Regions from separate parts of the Homo sapiens genome. Here region 2 is linked to region 1. The links are chromatin contacts, found by Hi-C or POLR2A ChIA-PET in ENCODE. All regions are on one chromosome and are shown on one strand. Each heading gives the region's core, a stretch centred on a gene start or an enhancer-like site at or near the end of the contact. The rest is flanking DNA. Distances are from core to core; before and after follow the strand shown. Region 1 holds the start of ALOX15 (arachidonate 15-lipoxygenase). Region 2 holds the start of MINK1 (misshapen like kinase 1).

Evidence for each region. A loop is a pair of places that touch in the nucleus more often than their neighbours do. ChIA-PET counts read pairs that join two places held with the same protein, here RNA polymerase II (POLR2A). Pooled maps may share reads with other maps.
Region 2: a loop to region 1 is called in a map of OCI-LY7, with 4 times the contacts of the local background. The contact joins the promoter of MINK1 here to the promoter of ALOX15 in region 1. A Hi-C loop is called at or near these places in 1 of 168 maps with a recorded cell type or tissue (OCI-LY7) and 1 of 50 pooled maps. POLR2A ChIA-PET finds 5 or more read pairs at or near these places in 1 of 52 experiments (OCI-LY7).

Annotation. Positions count from the first base shown.
Region 1 is chr17:4,639,758-4,644,626 of GRCh38, reverse strand. ALOX15 (arachidonate 15-lipoxygenase) reads left to right here and starts at 2,949. Exons shown (of 14, transcript NM_001140.5): 1 at 2,949-3,110. The coding sequence starts at 2,976.
Region 2 is chr17:4,830,215-4,835,083 of GRCh38, reverse strand. MINK1 (misshapen like kinase 1) reads right to left here and starts at 1,744. Exons shown (of 32, transcript NM_153827.5): 1 at 1,444-1,744. The coding sequence starts at 1,500. RefSeq lists silencers at 1,194-1,443, 1,454-1,923 and an enhancer at 1,901-2,687.

The DNA.
Region 1 (4,869 bases), core at 1,700-4,199:
AGGCCAGGAGTTCGAGACTAGCCTGGCCAACATAGCGAAAACCCATCTCTACTAAAAATACAAAAAATTAGCCGGGCATGGTGGCAGGCGACTGTAATTCCAGCTACTCGAGAGACTAAGGCAGGAGAATTGCTTGAGCCCGGGAGGCAGAGGTTTTAGTGAGCCAAGATCGCGCCACTGCACTCCAGCCTGGGCGACAAGAGCAAAACTCCTTCTCAAAAAAAGAAAAAAAAAAAAAGCTCAACTTTACTCATAATAAGGGTAATGCAAATTAAAATTAAAACTAGGGTACCATTTTTCACCTATCCGATTGGCTAAGGTAAGGTTATGAACACACCATTGGCAAGAGTGAGGAAGAATGGGCATTCTCATACACAGTCCACTGGTGGGAGTCTAAATCAGTACAACTTTCTACAGAGGGCAATTGAGCAGTTTCTGCCTAAATTCGATATGCTTTTGGTCCAGAAATTCTATCTCCAGGGTTTTGTTCTACAGAGATACTTTCATACGAGAAATGCTGTATATGCGAGGTTTATTTCTTTCAGCACTTTTTCATAGCTACAAAAGATTACTAATAACCTGTGTCCACTACAAGAGACTAGTAGAATTTATGGCGTTACAGCAAATGGCAGCCTTAGCAAAGAACAAGGAAGCTCTTTATGCATGGATATGGAATGACCTCCTGTTGCACTATGGAAAAACGAGATGCAGAATAAGGCATGCTACAATGTGCAGAAAAAGACAAAGATAGGCGTGTATTTGCTCAGTAATATTAGTGCACAGAAGAGACTGGTAACTGTGATTGCTGGGAGTGGAGCAACTGGGTGGCTTGGGGCCAAGAGGAGGGAGAAACTAGTGAATATCACTTTGTACCTTTTGAATTTTGAATCACATGAATGTACTTCCCAGTAAACAATTAAGCAGGGCCGGACATGATGGCTCATGGCTGTAATCCCAGCACTTGGGGAGGCCGAGGCAGGTGGATCACTTGAGGTCAGGAGTTCAAGACCAGCCTGGCCAACATGGTGAAACCCCATCTCGACTGAAAATACAAAAAGTAGCCGGGCATGTTGGTGGGTGCCTGTAATCCCAGCTACTCTGGAGGCTGAGGCAGGAGAATCGCTTGAACCCGGCAGGTGGAGGTTGCAGTGAGCCGAGATCACACCACTGTACTCTAGCCCGGGCAACAGAGCAAGACTCCATCTCATTAAAAAAAAAAACACCAAAAACAAAAAACAAGCAAACCAGAAAATATGCATCACAGACATATTTTCGTGGACTTCATTTGTGTTACCAGGCTGATTGTAATCCATGCCATGAAGTTTATGTTAGTATTCCCCTTTTGTTTACATTGCCTGATAATTTGTTTCCCTTTGTCTCCCCCAAGGGAAGCATTCATTTATAATGAATTTTTCAGCTCAGTGTGTTTCAGCAAACACTTATTGACACCCACAAACCCTGACACTGTGCCGTCTCCAGGGGAAACAAAAGTGAGAGTCCTGCTGGGTGTGTAGTCCCTGCCTAGGACGGGCTCACATTAGTGGGGGATACACACATACAAATGCTCACACTGCAGTATTAACTGTGCAACAGTAGAAGTGTGCGCAAGGAGAAAAGTGTTAGAAAGGAAAGCTGGGCCGGGCGCCGTGGCTCACACCTGTAATTCCAGCACTTTGGGAGACTGAGGTGGGTGGATCACAAGGTCAGGAGTTCAAGACCAGCGTGGCCAACATGGAGAAACCCCGTCTCTACTAAAAATACAAAAATTATCCAGGCATGGTGGCAGGCGCCTGTAATCCCAGCTACTCGGAAGGCTGAGGCAGAGAATTGCTTGAGCCCGGGAGGCAGAGGTTGCCGTGAGCCGAGATCGTGCCATTGCACTCCACCCTGCATTCCAGGGTGACAGAGTGAGACTCTATATCTCAAAAAAAAAAAAAAAAGGAAAGCTAATTCACTCTGGTGGGGTGGTGGGGGGTGAAAGTACCGGGTAAGACTTTCCTGAGAAACCGGAGGTGAACTAGGGTTTAGAAGCATGAATAGATGAATAGACTAATCCAGGAGCAAGTTCTTTTGAGAGAACAGCAGGTGGGGTTCTGGGGAACACATGGCTCCAGCCCAAAAAGAAACTGGAGACGAATTAGGGTTTAGAAGCATGACCAGACTAACCCAGAAGTGAGTTCTTTGAGAGAACAGCAGGGGCGGCGGGGGGAGGGGGGGTTCCGGGGAACACATGGCTCCAGCACAGGAGATGCCAGGGTGCAGTGGGATGAGAGGTGAGGAGAGCAGGTCAGGTTAGCAAGGGCATTGAATGCCAGAAACATTTGGACTTTTATTCTGCAGGCAACAGGGAGGCAGCGGCTTTTATGCTCAAAAGGAATGAGTCCCAGTGGCTGGCACAGAGAAGGCAAGTGTGCAAAGCTGGTCGAATGAATTCCGTGGCCTGAATGTACCTTCCTCAAATGCCACTGCAAACTGGGTCTCCTCGCCCACTTCACCCTCTCCTGCAATCCAACTTGTGAGGCTTGTGTGTGCGCGCGCGTGTCCTTGCGTGTGTGTGTGTGTGCACGCGTGCGTTTAGATGGAGGTTGGCTTCCCAGCCACCCAGGCTTGGCCCAAAGTCCGTGGTACACACGTGCATAACTCCTACCCCCACCTCGCCTGCCTGCTGTACCAGGCGTTGATTCCCTCTTCCTGCGTGTTTTCGGTCCAAATCCTTTTCTTTTTCTCCCTCCCGTCAAGATAGTGGTTTCCACTCCCTGCTCTCGCCAGGACACCGCCTTTTGGACTGGGGCTGAATTCTGCCCCTTGAAGCTCTGCTCCTTGGAGCTGGGGGCCCCAGCGGTAGGCGGAGTTGATTGGAGACCTGCCACCCACATTCCGACCCCAAGCGACCTCCGAGAGGGCGGGGTCTCAGGCTGGGTTATTTAGCTCGTCCACCCTTCTCCACCAGAAGGAGCGAAACATCTTTGAGCAAGATGGGTCTCTACCGCATCCGCGTGTCCACTGGGGCCTCGCTCTATGCCGGTTCCAACAACCAGGTGCAGCTGTGGCTGGTCGGCCAGCACGGGGAGGCGGCGCTCGGGAAGCGACTGTGGCCCGCACGGGGCAAGGTGAGCTCCCCAGAGCCGGGCGGGGTGGGCTGCGCCCCTGGCTCCGAGTCAGTCAAATACCGGGGAGGACATGCGCCCCCGTTGGCCTCTGGCCGATTCTCTTTGCCAAGGGCCCGCGCATTGGGCTCAAAGCGCGCGGAGGCCACGGGGGTGGGGGGCTTTAGGGCAGTCGGTGGCACACAGTAAGCGCTCAATAAATGTTGCCGCTACCCGATCTCCTTGGAATTGAGGGCATGCTCCTGTGCGCCCCTCATTGCACAAAGCTCCCTTGTCTGGAAACTCAGCAGTCACTGGAGCCGCCGTCGGTCCTCTCGCTTTCTCTATTTTAAAAACCGTTTCAACCGCTAGCGCTGTTGGATCTCTACCTTTCAGGCTTTATCACCTGGGGTGGAGTGGGTGGTGAGAGGGAAGGGATGGGGAGTCAAGACAGGAGAACGCTCTCGATTTCCCGACCCACCTCCCGTCATATCTCATGTCACATCTACCGGGTGTTCTACCCGGTCCTGTTAACTTTTTTTCTTCCGCGAAAGCCCAAATTCCCATCACTGCTCTAGCTCTCTCCCAGATCCCCAAATCCGGATGTCTGTCTCAGGGAACGTCAAAGCAACATGCCCGGATGAGGTCCTCCCCTCTCCCCACCTCCCAGCCCTCTCCTCCTGCCTCCCCCGGTGTCACCCGCGCCTCCTTCCTCTCTTCACCTCCCTCTAAACAAGAATCCGGCGCAGTCAGTTCTAGACCCTGAGCATCTCCCGCGTCCCTGCCCAATATCCGTCCCGCCCCCGACCGCCCGCGTCCTCTTGAACCTGCGGAGCCCTGCTCCCCGCACTCCACGCCCTTGCTCCGAGCTTCCGAGAAAGCGGGGCAAAGGGAGCCAGGAAGAGAGAAAATGCGCACGGAGCAGGTGGCCCCGCGACTCCATGGTGAGGGGACGGGGCACGGAAGGTGGAAAGGCGCGCTCCCTCCTCCCTTTTTTCCTCCCTATGGTGGGCAGTTGGTGACACACAGTAAAGGCTCAATAAATGTTCCCGCTACTCGATCTCCTTGGAATTAAGGGGATGCTCCTGAGCGCCCCTCATTCCACACAGCTCTGGTGCCTGGAAACTGCGGTCGCCGGAGCGGTCGTCGGTCCTCCCGGTTTCTCTATTTTAAAAGCCATTTCAAACCTCCAGCGGCCTCGCCACCTCTGCTGCAGACCTTCCAAGCCCTTCTGAAGCCGGAATGATTTCTCCCTAATTCACTCCCCCTGCTTAACACATTCGAACGGCTCCCGCTTGTTCTCGGGACCAAATCCAAAGCCCCTGGCGCCACCTTCGAGAGCCTCCGGACCTGCTGACCCCCCACACCTGGGCTCTGAGCTCCAGCTCCAAGATGCTGCTCGCCCTCCCTTCCCCGCCGCTCTCTTTCTGCGCGCCTTTCCCCTGCCTTCCCTTTCTGTCACTCTCCCTGGCTGAGCCCTCTCCGCCTCCAGGTCTCCGGGAAGGTTGTCCCCAGGCCGGTGGGGCCCCTGCAGGTCCTCAGCCTCGGGCGGGGTGGGGTGGGGGGTCGCACAGCGGGAATTGCCACCAGCGCGTCCGGGCTCCACAGCGCGCTCGTCCAGGGCGCGGCAGCGCTCAGCCCAGCGCTTGGCACAGTCAGTGACCACAGGGAGGAGAAAGTGAAGGCAGGAGCGCACCTTCCCACCTGCCGTCCCCGTCCCCTCAGAACCGAGTCCTGGGGCCACCTGCTCGGCGCGGTCCCTCTCTCTCTGGCTCAGTCCCCG
Region 2 (4,869 bases), core at 495-2,994, 190 kb before region 1:
ACACAGAGAAATTCAGCGTTCAGTCCCTCTCCCCAGAAATTTATCACGTTATCTCCAGCAAGTCAGGTCTCATAGCCCAACATTGCACCAAACAAATTATGACCTGAAAATGGGAAGAAAAAAAACTGTGTCACCTAGAGAAACCCAATTAACAACATGACTCTGCTCTCTTCAATTCCCCTCTCCCCTCCAGCCATATCCGGGGCACCTGTGTGGCTGACCGCCTTTTCCCACTACTGGCCATGTTCCCTGGCTGACTCAAAAGCCAGAAGACAGTCTGAGCAGGGGCCTCCAGAGAAGCGAACCTAGAGATGGGAAGTCCTGCTCTCCCCACACCTTGGCCTGGTGAGAGCGCTGGAAGGGCACAGGATCAAAACACCACCTGGCTGATAGTCTGGAGTGTTCACCTTGAAATCACTAAGTTGCCCCTTAAGCCAAAGCTCCCTGCCGAAGAAAAACATAAATGCTACAGAAAGCTCTTCCACCAGAGTGTGTAAGTGCCCCACAAGGGACAATGAACGGGTATTTCCAAGAAATTCCTGCAGCATTTGCTTCCTCTCAACCCCTTTCCTTATTAGCCCCTACCTTGAGAGGTCTCCATTGCTTCCAGCCTTTAGCTAACATAAACACCCACTGCCTTTCCAAACCTTCAGCCTGACCACATGTAGCATGTGTCGTGTGTGCGCGTGTGTGTGTGTGTAAACATCCTCTTCCCAGCCCGTGCTACAGTTTCCAAAGAGAAGAAATGCCTCCCCTCCTCCCCGAGGGCTCCCAGCCCCACGCTGCTGCAGAGTTGGTCATGTAATATTCAGGGACCCTGAGACCGGAAATGCCTGGTTCTGAACTGCTGCACTTGAAACAGGAGAGAAGGGATAGGGAAAACTGAACATGGGATTGAGGGTGACGGCACGAGGGGTGGGGTAGCTGAAATTCCGACCAGGGAAAGGATGCAATTCAAGGGTGGGCGAGGCAGAGAAAGAGGGATGAGAGAGAGGCTGTCGAGACAGTTGCAAAGTCAAAATTCCAGGAGCTGAGGAAGAGGAGGGGAAGGAAGAAGATAGAAGTAAGGGCAAAGGTGGAAAAGGGCCGAAAGGAGGTAAGGAACCACAATAAAGGTTCTCCAGGTGATGGGGGAGGCTAAGTTTAGGCGAACCAGTGGGTCCCGAACCCCAGAGTAAAGGTAGGGTGGCACGGAAGTGTGGGGGCGGGGCACCACAGGGTGGGGACCGAACTGGCTCCCAGCATCTGCAGCCAGTGGAGAGAGAAGGGAGCAGAGGGCGGGGGCCCAGCCGCGGCGGGAGTCCGGGAAAGGGGCACGGGTCGCCAAGGGGACCCAAGCTGGTGGAGGGGGCGCCCGGGAGCACGTGAGGCGTGCAGCCACCCCGCTCCCTCCCCTGCGGCGGGGACAGGAACCAGGGCGAGGCTGGGGGACGGCGCGCTCACCCGCAGGGCGGACAGGTCGATGTCGTCCAGGCTGCGGGCGGGGGCTGGGTCGCCCATGGCCTCCGTGGGGAACGGGGCACCGGGGCCGCTCACGCTCCGGCTCGGTTACTCCACTGCCGCCGTCGCCGCTTCTCCCCCATCGGAGAACCCCGGGGGCGGACTCCACCGCGCCTCCCCCGGAGACCGGGGAGGGGGAGGGCCGGCGCGAGGACCGACCCACCGACTGACAGGCGCTATCTCCCCGGAGCCAGCCACCCGAGCCTACCACCTCTCCTGCGCAGGCGCGGAGCGACCGCGCACTGGGAGGGTGGAAGCGCGAGCGTGACGCGAGCGCGCCGGGGCCCCCTCCCCCTAGGCGCCGACACCTGCGCGCAGGCGCAGGCGAGCAGGCGAAAGGCGCGCGCGAGGACGGAGCGACCGCGCGAGCCTGGCGTGAAAGAAGTGGGCGGCGGCCGAGGCGGCCGCGGAGCGCGCCCACCAGCTGGTGCGCGTGCGCACACGCGTTTCCTTTTCTTTCCCTATTTTTTTTGCCCTTTCTCTCCCTTATTTCCTTCTCAGATCTCCTTTGACGCCTTTCCTTCCCTTTCCCTCCTTCTTTCGTGTGCCCAGCTGCCAATCAAGCCACCCACCTTTCCATTTGCGGGGGAAGGGGGCGGTACCCAACCCCCTCTATTACTAGGGGGTTGTTATGGTAACTCCCCACGCGAGGGCTGGGTGGCCTCTAGATAGGACGGGCTGTCCACCCACCCAATTGCTATGGCAACAGTGGAGCCGCTGAGGGAGGGGCCACTCCGTGAGAACTTGGCTGGAGAAACCACGTGGGAGTTGGGGGGCAGAGGAGGGGCACCGGCTGCCTCAGGAATGCCCTTTCCACCCTCACCTAGCAGGTTGGGGAAGCATCGAGGTGCTCTCAGATCTCAGGATAAGGAATCCTACCGCAGACGTGTATCTCTGCACCTCTTTTAACAAAGTGTTCTGCACAAAGGAACTGTTTCCACAATTATTCATTGATCACTGGAGTCGCGCGTGGAGGAAGGGGTGGCGAAGGGGAAGAGAGGGAATCTGCGTTCAGTCCCTTAAAATATAGCTTGGGTCACCTTAGATCTAGTCATGTTGGCATAGCGCCTACAGCCATTAGCCTCAGTGGAGGCTGGGTAATGCTATCTAAGAACCACGAGTCATGTTCTACCACTGAAATGCTGTGTGACCTTGAGCAAGTTGCTTTGCTTCTCTGAGGTTTTCTTTCACTGTGAAATTGAGGGGGGAGGCTGTATGATCCTCAAGAGCTCTTCTAGCACCAACACTGCCTCTGAAAGACTCCACCACCAGCCTTAATATAAACATCATTTAAGAGAGTTTAATTTAGAAGTCCTTGAAAAATAGCTGAACACATTCCTTTCTGGACCGTTTTTAGCATTTGGGTGCACAGCCAGTCGGCCCCCTTCCCTAACCCCTAGCCCATTTTCCTTGCCACTGCCCTTATTCAAGCCGCTATCCCCATTCATCTCCTATTTGGCCTTCCGGCCTGACTCCTTCAAGTCAATTCTATTTTTTTTTTTTTTTTTTTTTTTTTGAGACAGAGTCTCACTCTGTCGCCCAGGCTGGAGTGCAGTGGTGCGATCTTAGCTCACTGCAAGCTCCGCTTTCCGGGTTCATGCCATTCTCCTGCCTCAGCCTCCTGAGTAGCTGGGACTACAGGCGCCCGCCACCTCGCCCGGCTAATTTTTTGTATTTTTAGTGGAGACGGGGTTTCACCATGTTAGCCAGGATGGTCTCGATCTCATGACCTCGTGATCCGCCCGCCTCGGCCTCCCAAAGTGCTGGGATTACAGGCGTCAGCCACTGTGCCCAGCCTCTATTTTTTTTTTTTTAAAGACAAAGTCTCGCTCTGTCACCCAGGCTGGAGTACAATGGTATGATCTCTGCTCACTGCAACCTCAAGCTTCTGGGCTCAAGCTATCCTCCAACCTCAGCCTCCCAAGTAGCCAGGACTACAGGCAGCGCATGCCACTACACCTGGCTGATTTTTATATGTTTTGTAGAGATGGGGCTTTGCCATGTCGCCCAATCTGGTCTCAAACCCCTGGCCTCAAGTGATCTGCCTGCCTCGGCCTCCCAAAATGCGGAGATTACAGGATCCCTTGAGGACAGGAGTTGGAGGCCAGCCTGGCCAACATGGTGGGGTTTTTTGTTTGTTTTTTTTTTTTTTTTTTTTTTTTTAGACAGTTTTAGTTTAGTTTAGTTTTTTTGTGAATTTGTGAATTTGTTTTTATTGGGGAACAGGACACAGGGTGGAAAATGTCACCTTGGTGGAGACAGAGTTTTGTTCTCGTTGCCCAGGCTGGAGTGCAGTGGCACAATCTTGGCTCACTGCAACCTCCGCCTCCCGGGTTCAAGCAATTCTCCTATCTCAGCCTCCTGAGTAGCTGGGATTACAGGTGCACGCCACCACGCGTAGCTAATTTTTTGTATTTTCAGTTGAGACGGGGTTTCATCATGTTGGCCAGGCTGGTCTCGAACTCCTGGTCTCAGGTGATCCACCTGCATTGGCCTCCCAAAGTGCAGGGATTACAGGCGTGAACCACCACAACCGGCCAAGCCTCGCAGACATAGTGAAACTCTGTCTCTATTAAAAATACAAAAAATTGGCCGGGCACGGTGGCTTGCGCCTGTAATCCCAGCACTTTTGGGGAGGCCGAGACGAGTGGATCACCTGAGGTCAGGAGTTTGAGACCAGCCTGGACAACATGGTGAAACCATGTCTCTACTAAAAATACAAAAATTAGCCGGGCATGGTGGCAGGCGCCTGTAATCCCAGCTATTCGGGATGCCGATGCAGAAGAATCGCTTGAACCCGGGAGGCAGAGGTTGCAGTGAGCCGAGAACGTGCCACTGCACTCCAGCCTGGGTGACAGAGCAAGACAACGTCTCAAAAAAAAAAAAAAAAAAAAAGCCGGGTGCAGTGGCTCACGCCTGTAATCCCAGCACTTTTGGGGAGGCCGAGACGAGTGGATCACCTGAGGTCAGGAGTTTGAGACCAGCCTGGACAACATGGTGAAACCATGTCTCTACTAAAAATACAAAAATTAGCCGGGCATGGTGGCAGGCGCCTGTAATCCCAGCTATTCGGGATGCCGATGCAGAAGAATCGCTTGAACCCGGGAGGCAGAGGTTGCAGTGAGCCGAGAACGTGCCACTGCACTCCAGCCTGGGTGACAGAGCAAGACAACGTCTCAAAAAAAAAAAAAAAAAAAAAGCCGGGTGCAGTGGCTCACGCCTGTAATCCCAGCACTTTGGGAGGCTGAGGCGGGAGGATCACGAGGTCAGGAGATCAAGACCATCCTGGCTAACACGGTGAAACCCCGTCTCTACCAAAAATACAAAAAAAAATTAGCCGGGCGTGGTGGTGGGCGCCTGTAGTCCCAG